Linked DNA regions of Homo sapiens: regions 1 and 3 are each linked to region 2. Evidence: chromatin loops called from intact Hi-C (ENCODE). Cell type or tissue: dorsolateral prefrontal cortex. All regions are shown on one strand. Region 1 holds the start of BPIFB2 (BPI fold containing family B member 2). Region 2 overlaps EFCAB8 (EF-hand calcium binding domain 8). Region 3 has its middle 27 kb from the start of SUN5.

Region 1 (5,000 bases), 110 kb before region 2:
TTCTGACAATTGGAACCATGAGGTAAGGGGAAGATGGTGAGTTCTCCATCACCACGGGGCATGCAAACCAAGGTTGGACACCAGCTGGTAGGGAGAACATGCAGAGGGGCCCCCGCTTCGGGCAGGACTTGGGTGAGATGATTGCTCAGGTTTTTGACAGTTTCCGACCCCTGCCTGGAAAGTTGGGAAGGTTGGAAAAGAAAAACTTCAGGAACCACAGAAGGCAGAAATCCTCTCTCTGGTATCCTAGTCAATGTCTGCAGCTCGTAGCCTACAGCAACAGAAGCTCCCCCACTTCAAAGCTCCAAGCACTCTCCAGCTAACCTGTGATTTATTTTATTTCCTAAATGAAAGTCATTTCTGCACTGTACAGTTCAGGTCCCCGTACAGAAGCTGCGTCTGTGCACTCAACAATCCTGGGTTCAATCCTGTGTCTACAAACAAGAGCCCCGGGCACTGTTTTCAAACAGCCCCATGGTGTCCATTGTGTGGCCAGACCACAAGTGATTTAGGCATCTTTGGTCGCTGGGTATTTATGTCCAGTTCTCCACCTTTATTAACCATGCCATGAACTGCATTTCAGCTCTTCCTAAGGGATCTCAAACTGGTGGCCCCCAAGCCAGATGTTTTTTTCACCATCCACCCATTGTTCCAGGGTCTTAAAGTCTTAAATATTTTTTGTTTGTTTGTTTGTTTTTGTTTTTGTTTTTTTGTTTTGAGACAGAGTTTCATTCTTGTCGTCCAGGCTGGAGTACAATGGCACAATCTTGGCTCACTGCAACCTCTGCCTCCCAGGTTCAAGAGATTCTCCCACCTCAGCCTCCTGAGTAGCTGGGATTACAGGCACACGCCACCACTCCCAGCTAATTTTTGTATTTTTAGTTGAGATGGGGTTTCACCATGTTAGCCAGGCTGGTCTTGAACTCCTGATCTCAGGTGATCCACCCACCTCGGCCTCCCAAAGTGCTGGGATTACAGGCGTGGACCACTGCGCCTGGGCTTTAAATGTTTTTTCATTAGTTGCTATCATTCCAAATTTGATGGATTCTAGATGTATATCTTCTCTTGGAAACCCAAAGATCTGACAGTAGTGAGCCCTAGTTCCTATGTGGAAGGTGACTGTTGACCAGCCCAGGGGTGTCTAAGTTTGGGATGCTCCACATCCCTATGCCTTTAGTTTCTGCATTAAGCAGAGTAGGGTGGAGGTAAAGGAGGCTCAGATTCGTGTCTAAATTCAGTATCCAGTTTCTAGAAACAGAGGGTCCTGCCAGCCCTGGGGACCCAGGAGCCACTCTTAGCCCTTGAGGGCAGAAATTCACTAATTCAGAGGCACCAGGCCCGGCTTCTCCATCTTGGGTCCCTCTCTTAAATCATCTTGTGACCACTCACCTTGTGGGAGGGAGCACTCACCTTCAGTGGAGAGTGCTCATCTGGTGGACTGGAACACTTTGCCCCGTGGATAGGAGCATCTGCCCAGCAGGCAGGAGCACATGCCCGGTGGACTGAAGCACCCACCTGGCAAGCAGGAACACTCCACTTGGTGGCAGGAGCACCTTCTCTGGAGGAGGGGAGCACTCACCTGGTGGGCTGAAGCGCCTCTCCACTCCAGTCCAGGAAATGAGGGACAGTGACCTGCAGGGCCCGCTGGAGAGGGGCTTTCCCAATTTCAGACACTGTGGGGCCAGGGTAGAGTGAGGTCAGGGTGCCCTCGGGAACCACCAAGTAGCAAGAACACACTGCCTGCCATCTACCCTGCACCTTGGGCAGAGGGTACTCAGACTGGAAGGGGTAGGCTTACTCCAAGCATATGGGGAGGGCAGCTGACTCCCCATGAGCCCACCTTGGGTGCACCACTCGCATCAGGCTCTCTCCACCTGGGCATGACCTCCTTCTCCCACTCTGCCTCTCAAAATCCTGCTGATTTACCCCGTCCTTCAAAAGCAACAAAATCCTTTGCCCTCTTGCAAGGTTCCAACCAGATCCCATCTCCTCTGGGAGCCTTCCCTAAGTTCCCAAGCAGAAGGGGCATCTCCCAGTCATCCCTGGCCTGCTGTGGAGGCGCCCATGGGAGCAGAGGGGACGTCCCTTGGGAGGGGAGGGGACAGCCTCACCTGGGGGCTGAGGACTCAAGAGTCTCTCAGATCCTGGTTTCAAACCGCAGTGCTCACTGCTACTCACTGCCTGTGTGGCTACTCTGTGCCTCAGTTTCCCCATCTATACATCTGCAATGATTCTAATGGTATCTGTCACATAGGATCATTGTAAACACTCAGTGCACAGCAAATGCTAGCTTCTACCATTGCTATTTATTTTTGTAATAATAGCGGCAATCGTTTATGTTGTGATCCTGTAGTGCCAGGCCCTGTTCTGAGTGCTTTACTTTTCCTGTTATCGTGCCCAGTTTACAGAGAGGTGAGGGCACCTGGCCAGGGAAAGCTGGCTTTGGACCGAGGGACCTGGCTCCCGAGCCTCTGGGCATCCTCACTCACCTGTGCTGCTGAGCCCCAGAGAGGTGCTAATTAAGCAGGAGTTGAATTAGAATAAGAGGTGATGGTGCTGGAAGGGAGCTTCAAATGAGGAGTCAAGAGGCCTGCCCACTGCTCAGACTCACTGTGGGAACTTGAGGAGTCCCTGCACCTCTCTGGTTCTTAGTCTCCCCCAACAAGAAGCATAAAGGCGGTGGTTTCCATGTTTCCCAGCACCCCTCTCCCACCTAACCATCTGCAGCTGAGCTGGAACTCACACCCAGACCTCAGACTCCATCTACAGTGCTCCCTTGACGCAGGGTTTGAACTCTGGGGCTTGCAGGATGGGGTGGGGAGGACACTGGAAGTAGCCACTCAGCCCAGCCTGGGGAGCAATGCGTCCAGCGTGGGCCTCCAGCCAGATTTCTGCCAAAAACAAACACAGGCAGGCAAGCTGGGGAGGGCTCCCTGGGGACAAAGGAGGCTTGCACAGGATGGGCAGAGGGCAGGAAGGCGGCGGAGGGCGCGGGCCTCATGGCCCTACCTGCAGGCATCCATGAATGGCTCCATGTCATGCTCTGGCACGGATCACTGACCCCTTTCATTGCCTGCCCATCAGCCCGGATATGAGGTCCCGGAAGGCTGTGTTTACCCAGGGGTGGGGGAAACCTGCTACTTCCCTGAGCCACTGCTTCATGTCCTGGGCCACTGAAGGTCCCATCTACTGTCTGACCTGACTTTCTCACACTGTAATCTGAGTTTGGCCTTGGGGGAAACCGCTTCTGATCTCCTGGCTTTGGTGGGAAACCAAATTCTCACCGGGAGGCAACTCGAGGTGAATAAACATGTTTGTGCTGGCGTCCTGGACCTTGGCAATGTCTGTCCCTCCCTGGGGCTAAGTTTCTTCATTGTGCCCTCCTTAGGGGATTGGGGCAAGACTTGGAAGGATCTAGCAGCACAGCCGTAAGACAGAGCCCTCGCACAAGTGGGACCCAGAGAGCGGATGGTTCTCTCACGCTGAGCTCAGAAGGGATATAACTTTAGAACACTCCTTGCATCACGGTGCTAGACAGACCTCTCCCAAGAACACACGTGCGTGCACACACCACATACGCAAACGTGTACACCCAGGGTGAACAGCCGTACCTGTGCACACACATCCAGGCAGCATCATGGGCTTGCACCCTCCCCGACACTTAAGTACACACGTGGGCACAGCTCTATGAAATTTCAAACTCATAAGTAGACACACACAGGTAAAAATAGCCCCTCAAACCGACCTATGCCCACATCACCAAAGCATGTGAGCAAGTCACATGTGCACACTTGCACACTGGCCACATGACGTACTCCCCCCTCACGCATTTATGTAATAAGCATTTGTTGAGCAGCGCCATGTGTCAGGCACTGTCTGGGTGCCAGGGACACAACTTCCAATTAAAATCTGGGTCCTCATGGGCCTTTTGAGTTCACAGCTACGCACACACACTTAGGATTGCACACGCATGTACAGGCTCACAGACACTCACTGGGTAACACACCGCTTACCGTAGCTCAATGCTGCCTTGTTGAGTCGGACCACGGTGCCTGGCGTGGAGGCACCGACCACGGGCAGCAGCAGTGCCAGCAGCAGGCCCAGCCTACTTGCCCAAGCCATGGCTGCCCTGGCCGCTGCCCACAGGATCTGTGGGCTGGGGTAGAAATGAGCATCAGGGAGCTCAGCCAAAACAGCCCACCCCTGAGCCACCCGAACCCCACTCCAGCCTGGAGGGAACAAGCCCTGACTGGTGATCCCAGCCCTGCCCCAGGCCCACAGACATCAGTTTTTGCATCTCTGCATTGGGAACCATCACCTTGCCTTGCTTGCTTCATCAGGAATCATGGGGGAGTCCCTTCTGGAAATGACCCGCAATGCCCAGAGAAGAAATGGTCTTGCCTAGGGCCACACAGTGGACTGGGACCAGGTGCAGGACCCAAGCCATGGCATAGAAGGATGGTGAGACTCCCAAACGGGGAGACTGAGGGTAGTTTCCTGTCCCAAGAAGATGCCCAGGACTGTATCACCTGATGCCGGAGTCCAGCCCCGTGTGACAGCCAGCTTGGTGTCCAGCTGTCCACCAAATTCAGCCAGGGGAGGACCCAGGGTGGCTCCTGTCCTCATCCCCTCCTGGCCAGGTGGTAAATGGCCTAAGAGTAGGCCTCTCACATGGCCCCCATCCTCTCCTGACTCAGTCTGGCCAAATAGGCAGATCTGTGTCTGACTCAGGGAGAGGGAGCCAGGCAGGAGTGAGGGACTGCGGCTCAGGTGGGTCTGCTGAGACCCAGGATGGCGGCACTTGCCCAGGTCCTACAGCAAGGCCAGGGGTGGAAGGACCCTTCTGCAGAGGGTGGCTGGAGGTAGCATCCCCACTGAACAGATAGAGAAGCCAAGCCTCCTTGGAAGTGGTGTACCAGCCCAGCCCCATGCCTACCTCAGGTGGTTCCTGAGACAGGTGAACTCTCAGCCCCAGGGTAGCCCTCCTCTGCCCGAGGCAG
Region 2 (5,000 bases):
CACACCTGCAATCCCAGCACTTTGGCAGGCACAGGCAGGAGGATCCCTTGAGGCCAGGAGTTCAAGACCAGCCTGGGCAACACAGCAAGATCCCATCTGTACAAAAAAAACAAAAATTAGCTGGGCGTGATGGTGCACCTGCAGTCCCAAATACTTGCAAGGCTGAGGTGGGAGGATTGCTAGAACCCAGGAGGTTGAGGCTGCAGTGAGCTGTGATCATGCCACTGCACTCCAGCCTGGGGGACAGAGCAAGAACCTGTCCACGAAAAAAACAAAAAGACTCTATTCAGGCCAGACACAGTGGCTCACGCCTGTAATCCCAGCACTTTGGCAGGTCGAGGCAGGAGGATCCCTTGAGGCCAGGAGTTCAAGACCAGCCTGGGCAACACAGCAAGATCCCATCTGTACAAAAAAATTAAAAATTAGCTGGGCATGGTGGTGCACCTGCAGTCCCAGCTACTTAGGAAAGTGAGGCAGGAGGATCACTTGAGCCTGGGAGTTTGAGGTTACAGTGAGCTCCAGCCTGGGCAACAGAACGACACCCTGCCTCAGAAAAAAAAAACCCAAAAAATCCATTCAAAGGCATCTGTAGTAGGGCACCCGACCCCCTGACACAGTATGCCCTCCACTGAAGTCACCCCTGACCCGGCTCCTCCACCACTCCCGGGGGGCCTAAGCCAGGTGCCTGGGCATCAACCTGGACAACACTGTGGCTCCCATTATCCAGCCTGGCCCCAAGTCCTCCTTGCCTACTTCCCTCCACTCCCATGGCCACTGCTAGCCCAGGCCCCTGACTTTGCCGTATCAGCCTCCCAGCCAGTTCCTTCATCTCCAGCCTTGCTCCCCTTTAAATCATCTGTCCAGAGACACAAGGATTCCTCTAAAAATCAAAGCTTCAAAGAGAACAGATGGCAGTACACATATTTCATTTATTGCCAAACCAGATATTCCTCCCTCCACACGTATATGTGCTGCCGAAAAATGTTCTGGAAGAATGGTCACCAAAATGTTAGTAGAAATTATTTCAGGCCGATTTCACGTATTGATCAACAAAGATTTCCTGGCTCCTACTCCTGCCAGGATTACCAGGGGCACAGACACGAGGCTTCTGCCATAGGGGGTTTTCCTTCTAGAGGGAAACAACAGGAGGAAGTGGACACACAGAAGGGAGATGGACATTTACAAATCATGGCGAGTCCTGCAAGGGACATAAGCACATGGCTTTGACGGAGGACAACAGAAGGAGGCTCACTTCTGCCGGCCTCTCTGAGGAGGGTCCAGGGCAGCGGAGACCTGAAGGGTGAGAAGGAGTCAGCCCCGGGGAGCCCAGGGGAGGGGTGAGGCTTCAGCCGGAGGGAGCAGCCTATGCAAGGCCGGTGTGGTGGGCACCAGGTGGGCCAGGAGGAGAGGGCATGAGAGGACATGGGCGAGATGGGCAGGGCCCAATCCACAGCCCTGGCCAGGAGCCGTTGAAGGCTCCATACAGGGCCCTGGCTGGATCAGATTTGTTGATGGCCGTGGGTCAGGAAATGTGGCCTGAGGGGACACGGTGAGGCTGCTAAGAGGGCCAGGGCAAGCAGTTCAGGTGGGAGATGACGGTGGCTTCAACTAGGTGGTGGTGGCAGAAGTGAAGGAAGAGGGGACAGTCGGGGAGACGCCGGGGGTCAGTCCACACACTCAGCACCGGCTCCTGCTACCACACCCGCTCCGTCAGATTTGCTCCTGGCTCGAACCATCTGAGAACTCAGGTGAGGCTGGCTGCAAGGAAGCCAGACCCTCAGGCCCACACTGCCTTGGAGGCTGAGGCTGACTCCAGAGGCAGAGGTTGGGGTGCCAATGCCAGGCCCCACCCGCAGAGGATATGCCCTAAGATGGCATCGCCAAAACGGGAGACCAGCAAGTGGTCAATTGTGCCACCTGCCGGCCTGTACATTGCACTGCATGCAGACAAGAATGCATGGGGTGTGCCAACACTCCCAGCTAATTTTTAAATATTTTGTGTAGATGGGATCTTGCTGTATTGCCCAGGCCGGTCTTGAACTCCTGGCCTCAAGGGATCCTCCTGCCTTGGCCTCCCTAAGTGCTAGGATTACAGAAGTGAGCCACCGTGTCTGACCTGAATGGAGTCTTTTGTTTTTTTTGAAGACAGGGTCTTGCTCTGTCACCCAGGCTGAAGGAAGGGAACATGTGTCTCTGTGTTTGTGTGTGTAAATATATTCTCTACCCTACCCCAAAAATACATCTCCAGTCCCTCCATCCCACAACACAGCCCAGCTCCAGGCCACCATCCTATGCAGCCTCAACTATTGCAATGGCCTCCTCACTGGTGTGTTCACCACCACCCCTGCCCATGGACACTCCACCTGCAACATATAAGCCAGACCACACCAGTTCTCTGCTCAAAACCATCCCAGAACCGTGCTTATATCTAGTTCCAAATATTGTAAGAAGATACTCTGAGGTACTTAGAGAAATATTAACGTGGACTAGCTACTAGGTGATATGGAAGAATTATACCATTTTATCTATTTTTGTGTGTGTTTGAAACATTTTATAATGAAAATATTAATTTAAAATTAATTAATTTAAAAAACAAGGCCAGGAGCGGTGGCTCACGCCTGTAATCCCAGCACTTTGGGAGGCCGAGGCGGGCGAATCATGAGGTCAAGAGATGAAGACCATCCTGGCCAACATGGTGAAACCCCGTCTCTACTAAAAATGCAAATATTAGCCGGGCATGATGGCGCGTGCCTGTAATCCCAGCTACTTGGGAGGCTGAGGCAGGAGAATCGCTTGAACCCGGGAGGTGGAGGTTGCAGTGAGCTAAGATTACACCACCGCACTCCAGCCTGGGCACTGCAGCAAGACTCTGTCTCAATCAATCAATCAATCAATCAGTCAATCAATAACAAGAGCATACCACAGACAGCGGAGCTGTGCAAAGGCCCTGGCGCAGGAGCACGCCTGAGCCTGAAGGCCAGTGGAGCTGAGTGGGCAGGTGGAGGCAATGAGGTCAGGAAGGCAGCAGGCCCGGCCCACAGAGGCCCTCCTGGCCCTGGTGAGGTGACCCCCTGATATCCTCCTGCCATCAGGACTCAATAAAACAAGATCTGAATGAAACACATATCTTATACACCAAGCTTGTCCAACTCACAGCCCATGGGCCTCATACAACCCAGGACAGCTCTGAATGTGGCCCAACACAAATTCATAAACTTTCTTATAACATTATGAGACTTTTTTGTGATTTTTATTTAGCTCATCAGCTATTGTTAGTGTCAGTGTATTTTATGTGTGACTCAAGACAATTCTTCTTCTTCCTATGTGGCCCAGGGAAGCCAAAAGATTGGACACCCCAATATACACTAAGTGATACCACCACCAATGCAGACAGATAGCCTCAGCAAACAGCTCCAAGCAAACTTCTGCCACACGGCCCCATTCAAAGCACTGAACCCAAGACTGAAACTTCCCCTTCACGTCAGACATTCCCGGAGGCCCCTTTTTCCGGCCTGCAGGGAGCTCCAGGACTTGTCTAGAAATGTACACAGTGCACTGTTTGGTTAAAAAGGCACTGGACGGCCGGGCGCGGTGGCTCATGCCTGTAATCCCAGCACTTTGGGAGGCCGAGGTGGGCGGATCACGAGGTCAAGAGATCGAGACCATCCTGGCCAACATGGTGAAACCCCATCTCTACTAAAAATACAAAAATTAAGCCGGGCATGGTGGCTCACGCCTGTAATCCCAGTACTTTGGGAGGCCAAGGTGGGTGGATCACAAGGTTGGGAGATCGAGACCATCCTGGACAACATGGTGAAACCCCGTCTCTACTAAAATATGAAAAAAAATTAACCGGGCATGGTGGCGCACACCTGTAGTCCCAACTACCTGGGAGGCTGAGGCAGGGGAACTGCTTGAACCCGAGAGGCGGAGGTTGCAGTGAGCCGAGATTGTGCCACTGCACTCCAGCTTGGCAACACAGTGAGACTCCGTCACAAAAAAACAAAAAATAAAAATAATAAAAATTAAAAAATGAAAAATAAAAATACAAAAATTAGCTGAGCACGGGGGCACGTGCCTGTAGTCCCAGCTACTAGGGAGGCTGAGGCAGGAGAGTCACTTGAACCTGGAAGGCGGAGGTTACAGTGAGCCGAGATTGCGCCACTGCACTCCAGCCTGGTGACACAACAAGATTCCGTCTCAAAAACAAAACAAAACAAAAAAAGGCACTGGACATATAATGAGGCCCAAGATAAAACTCCAGCTCAAGTGTCTGCTCTAAGACAGTCACTTCCCCTCCCTAAGCTTCGGGTTTCCCATCTGTAAAATGAGGAGTTGGACGAAATTAGCCTTATCATCTCAGGATTGAAATTTCCCCTGAAAAACAACCAGGACAGAAAGGGACAGACATGGGTCTAAATGGCCCTCTGTTTCTGCCCCAACCCCACCCTGGCCTCACCCAGTCTCTCCCCAATACAGGCCTTAAATCTCCTGCTGTTCCCCCAAAAAGACTCTCCTGGGGCTCAATCTTCAGCCTGTGCAGAAGCAAAATGTCAGAGCCCCAAAGGCTCAAGGTAAAGACTAGGGGCCGGAGGAAAACTGCAGGGGCAAGAGCCACCCAGCAGGAAGACTCCGCGAGAGAACATACCTACCAGTTTATCCACAGTAAACGGCACAGTAGAAGCCACACAGTAAAAGAACAGAAGTGGGCCAGGCGCGGTGGCTCGTGCCTGCAATCCCAGCACTTTGGGAGGCCGAGGCGGGCTGATAACCTGAGATCAGGAGTTCGAGACCAGCCTGACCAACACAGAGAAACCCCGTCTCTACTAAAAATACAAAATTAGCCGAGCATGGTGGTGCGTGCCTGTAATCCCAGGTACTCGGGAGGCTGAGGCAGGAGAATCACTTGAACCCGGGAGGCAGAGGTTGTGGCGAGCCGAGATCGCACCATTACACTCCAGCCTGGGCAACAAGAGTGAAACTCTGTCACAAAAAGAAAA
Region 3 (5,000 bases), 75 kb before region 2:
GGACAGACAGTGGCAAGGGCCCAGTGATGAGACTCAGAGACCCCTGCACGAGACCCCTGGACAGACAGTGGCAAGGGCCCAGTGATGAGACAGAGCCTAGGCCCTTCCCCTGGCCTGTGCCCCTTCACTGAGTGCCCAAGGGAGTCAGTCTTTGAGCCTCACTTTCCTCATCTGCACCAGGAGATGCCTGTCCTCACCTTCTCCCTGCCAGAAGTGGCCTAAGGCCCCCAGGATGCCAGTGTGAAAGGCTCTTGCCGGCTGTGTGATAAGTGGGGTCCCCAGAGCCTAGCACAGAGCCTGTCATGCAAGAGCTGCCCCATAAATAGAAGTCGGGTGAGTGAACAGGAGGGCTCTTGACGGCACAGGAGACGGCACAGGTTCAGGTTCTAGGAATTGGAGCAAACAGTGACGTTTATTTGCAGCATAAGGCCCGCTGTGGATGGGCAGGGGGCTGACACAGCCTGCCCTCACCCAAGTCCCCAGGGGACACTCCTTGAGGGTCCTCACAGAGGCTAGGGTCAGGGTCACAAGCACACCAGCAGCATTCCCTGGACAAGACAATCTCAGGGTGACAATCTCATGGTGGCTCGTCCATAAATGGACAGGGAGAAAAGCAAGGGCTGAGAAGTGGGAGCCCTGGAGTCCAGCCAAGGCCCTCTCTGGGCCTCAGTTTCCCCATCTACACAATGGGCACACCACCTCCTACTCTATCGGCCTCACAATGGTGCCCACCAGCTGATACCCAGGACATTGGGCAGAGAGAGAGGGGGAAATAAAGAAAGAAATAAATAAACACCAACCCTATTAATCTTGGCCAGAGTTAGAAAGTGTAAAGTCGGCCAGCACAGTGGTTTGTATCTGTAATCCCAGCACTTTGGGAGACAGAGGCCGGCAGATCACTTGAGGCCAAGAGTTTGAGACCAGCCTGGCCAACATGGCAAAACCCTGTCTCTGCTAAAAACACAAAAAATTAGCTGGGCATGCTGGTGCACACCTGTAATCCCAGCTACTCGAAAGGCTATGGCAGAAGAATCGCTTGAACCCGAGAAGCAGAGGTTGCAGTGAGCTGAGATCACGCCATGGTACTCCTGCCCGAGTATCAGAGCGAGACTCCATCTCGAAAAAAAAAAAAGTATAAAGTCATCAAGACTTAGAACCTATCCCCACCACCATGTCCAGGCAAGCCATGATACCCACTGGCCCCCAAAACATTCTAGGAATGCCCTGGCCAAGCCAGCAAGTTGGGAAGTGACACAGGGTGGCAATCTCATGCAGAGCAAGGTAAAGAAATTTACCTGTAAGTACTTAAGCAGTGTTTCCTTTCTTTCTTTTTTTTAGATGGAGCCTCAATCTGTCGCCCAGGCTGGATGCAGTGGTGTGATCTCTTCTCACTGCAACCTCTGCCTCCTGGGTTCCAGCAATCCTCCCACCTCAGCCTCCCAAGTAGCTGGGATTACAAGCATGCACCAACACGCCTGGCTAATTTTTGTATTTTTTAGTGGAGACAGGGTTTCACCATGTTAGCCAGGCTGGTCTGGAATTCCTGACCTCAAGTGATCTGCCTGCCTCAGCCTCCCAAAGTGCTGGGATTACAGGCGTGAGCCACTGCTCCCAGCTGTTAAGGAGTGTTTCCATATTAAATTATATTATGGGGTAGAAGGCCAAAATCAGGCTAATCTACGTAAAAGAATCAGAGCCTTCTGCTGCACTCTTTTGGGCTATGTCTCCAGTGGACTCCCAGCTAGCTGCCTTCAGAGAGACTGAGATCAGACCCACACTGACCACCCTTCTCATCACCCTCCAAATACCTCTCCCTCGCCCTCATGAGCTGGGGGCCCTCAGCCAGTATCTGAGGCACCGAGTCCAGGTTCTGCCTTCGGTGTCCACACCAGGCAAAGCTAGCTCATTCCCCCTTTCCCGAGACCAGAGGTCGCTACAGGATCTGGTGATCACAAGAGCCCTGCCACATGCAGGCTGCTGGGCTGCAGGACATGAGCACTCCGGCACTGCCAGGGGGAAGCTGGGTAAGTGACACCTCAGCTCGACCACCTCCCAGCTATGTGACCACTCACCAGTCCCTATCCCTCGCAGGGCCTTGGTTCATGCAGGAAGGACTAGACCAACGCCTCGCCTTCCATTCAGGTGTGGATGCCTGAGTGGCCTGCTGGGCACTGTGTGGGGTCCTGAAGCCGGTGGAGCTAGCTCAGAGGTCGGCCGTGGGGCTCAGGCAGGCAGGGCAGTGCTATCGACCACAACCCCACCAGGAAGTCCAGGTCAGAGCTGACCATCAGTGCTGGGCACCAGGAGGTCACACTGGAGCTTGGGAGCTCATAGGCTGAGGTCTGACACCTGGGCTGGTGAGGGAGGAAGCATCAGAGCAGATCTCCCTCCACCAGCAACCCTTCATCCTTCAGAGAGAATGTGCCCGAATCCCCAAGCCCTGGCCTCACTTACAGGAACGTTCCTCATGGAAGGTGAGGACCCGGTGAGGGAGGCACAGCAGAGAGAAAGGGCATCTCTGAGGCTCTCCCCAAGAGGGACTGCCTTGGAACAGCCTGGGACAGGAATCCAGCACTCAGCCCTGGTCGCTTGCTGTGTGGCTGAGGGCAAGTCTCAACTTCTCTGAGCCTCCGTTTCCATCAATGTGACCAGACGCCATGGGAGCAAGGAGGGAGTGAGCTCTGGCCCTGCTAGGTTTGGAGCCAGTCCCTGGATCCACAGGGAAAGAGGGACAGAAAGAGAGGCAGCCTCCTGGGAACAACAGCAATAAGAAAGGACTTCCTGAGCAACTGTGACTGTGGAGCCTGCCAGCTGCCTAACCTCTGCTCCCCAGGAAGTCTGGGTTGTGCCTGCAGCCATTCTGCTCATCTCTTCATGTCCACAGAGACAGTGAGTTTGCATCCATCAACCACAAACATGGCTCTGAGGATGAGATCCTGCAAGGGGGATTGGGGGTGAGGCAAAGAGGAGCTCCCAGGTGTTTGGAGCTGAAAAGGCCAAAGGAATCGTGACCAACTCAGCATTCCACTGGCTATATGATCAAACAGCAAACTGTTTATCATGAATGCAGGATGTGGGCAAACTCACGACTGCGCCTACTGCCAGAAGGTTTGCTGAGGGCCCTGGCACCGTGCTCATTGAGGTTATCTACTGGGACATCTAGAACCTATTGTTTGAAGAATGCAGTCTTGCAAGCCTGCTGTAAATTAAGCCCCTGATCGACAACCACCCCCACTTCTCCCTATCTCCTTTACCCAATCAAATGCGAAGGGCTGTAAAGCTAAGAGCCCTTGTTCACTAGAAGCAAGGAGCCCCCTGACCCCTTCTTCCAAATACACTCTTTTGTCTTTATCTTTATTCCCACGTTTGTCATCCTTTGTTCGGTCCCCCAAGGTCCGTGCAGATGACATCCAGGAGTCGCCCCACCCCTCAGGGCCCTCCCAGGCCTCCACCTCCACCCCACAACTGTGATCTCTGCCTGGAAGTGCAGCTCCTGTGGGCCTGCTGCTGAGATCATTCCATTCCCATCACGTGCCTTTGGCCTGAAGCTCTGTCCCTGTCTGTGCTGCTCTCAGTCACTCACCCCTCAGTGGGGAGGAGTCCGGCAGGGCCTATGGCACAGGGACAGTGAGGGGAGGAGCTGGAGGGTGAGGGTGCCTCATGCAGCACTCACCTCTTTGAGTCCGAGCAGCAGGAGGCAGCGAACCATTGGGTCCACACAGCAGCAGCTCCACAAGGGTGCACATCTCCACCATCCACGGGCCCTCCTCCAACAGCACCATGGGGGTGCCCAAGTCAGCTTTAGCCCCAAGGTCACTGCTGGCAAGTTTGATAAGCACTGTGGGGTACCTGTGGCTGTCCTCAGCCCTGTGAGAGCCCAGAGGCCCCGCCACCAGCCCATGTCTTCTCCCCACCAGGGAATTAAGCTGCCAATCATTCATCCCATTTTATGAATGTGGAAACTGAGGCTCTAAGAGGTTTAGACGCTTCCTCAGGGTCACACCAGGAGTGAGTAGAGAAGCTGGGATTTGAACCCAAGTCAGTCAGTTCAAGTCTGGAGCCCACGTTCTGTGGAGCATCAGCTCAACCCTGAGACACTACCCGTTCTAGGGTCCTCCCCATCCTGACATCTCATGTTGAGAAAATGAGTCCTCATGTTAAGAAACGCTAATCTAATTCAAGGCCCACGTGGCAAACAGAGGCCCAGAGAGGAGCAAGGTCTTGCCTAAGGGTACCCAGCGTCTCTATGGTAGAAATGGGCATAAGTGCAAGCCTCCATGGGCCTTTTCTTCCTGTGATTCTACCACTGGGATAAAGATTCAGCAGCTCTGAAAACTGAACATGCCAGGCCCTGATAGTCAAACCCTGTCTCGGCGTCAATACTGAATTGTACCTGAGAGAGTTAGAGAAAATGCCACACTTTGAGACGAATTAAGAGTCCGTTTATTTAGCCGGCGGCCAAGAGACGGCTAATGCTCAAAATTCTCTCGGCCCCGAAGAAGGGGCTAGATTTTCTTTTATACTTTGGTTTAGAAAGGGGAGGGGGGTCTAGTTAAAACAATTTTACAGAAATAAAGTAGGCAAAAAAGTTAAAAGGATAAATGGTTACAGGAAAGTAAACAGTTCCAGGTGCAGAGGCTTTAAGATTATTACAAGGTGATAGACGCAGGGCTTTTTGGGCGTTATCAATCAGATGAATTCCTGGGAACTGCGGATATTGCTTGCCACAGTATTTTATCAGTTAATTGCATTCTTGAATGTGCTGGGAGTCAGCCTGCACAAGTTAAGTCCTTGAGGAAGGCGCTGCCAGTGAAAGAGCCAAGATGGAGTCTGTCTGGCTCTCTTAGCTAAGGGAGAGCCAATTCAGGTGGAAACAAGGCTGGGTGATTAAAGGAAAAGGGAGAGTCTAAAAATAGGGTTAGTAAAAACAAGGTTGCGCATTACACTAACAGTTTACACGGGAAGCCATGTTTGACTTCTCTATACACCCCAGGCCTGTG

Evidence for each region. A loop is a pair of places that touch in the nucleus more often than their neighbours do. Peaks named below come from ENCODE experiments on the same cell type or tissue, not always from the same donor. Only the 100,000 strongest peaks of a DNase experiment are listed, where the experiment ranks them.
Region 1: it touches region 2 in a loop (2.3-fold over the local background); 19 of 110 quality-filtered maps call a loop at or near these places.
Region 3: a loop joins it to region 2, with 5 times the contacts of the local background. A loop is called at or near these places in 6 of 110 quality-filtered maps.

Annotation. Positions count from the first base shown.
Region 1 is chr20:33,007,697-33,012,696 of GRCh38, reverse strand. BPIFB2 (BPI fold containing family B member 2) reads right to left here and starts at 4,993. Exons shown (of 16, transcript NM_025227.3): 1 at 4,937-4,993; 2 at 4,014-4,156; 3 at 1,580-1,673. The coding sequence starts at 4,122. RefSeq lists enhancers at 3,618-4,612, 4,613-5,000. In dorsolateral prefrontal cortex, no CTCF peak of the experiment used is centred here; a DNase peak (open chromatin) is centred at 2,956.
Region 2 is chr20:32,899,582-32,904,581 of GRCh38, reverse strand. All of the region lies in intron 11 of EFCAB8 (EF-hand calcium binding domain 8), which reads right to left. Among named protein-coding and RNA genes, the nearest start is that of EFCAB8, 43 kb to the right of the region's middle. In dorsolateral prefrontal cortex, CTCF peaks have their summits at 1,720 and 1,923 (motif pointing left); a DNase peak (open chromatin) is centred at 1,901.
Region 3 is chr20:32,975,055-32,980,054 of GRCh38, reverse strand. No RefSeq gene overlaps it. Among named protein-coding and RNA genes, the nearest start is that of SUN5, 27 kb to the left of the region's middle. RefSeq lists enhancers at 1-4, 5-505, 1,450-2,076, 1-3,943. In dorsolateral prefrontal cortex, no CTCF peak of the experiment used is centred here; no DNase peak of the experiment used is centred here; H3K27ac peaks cover 2,106 bases.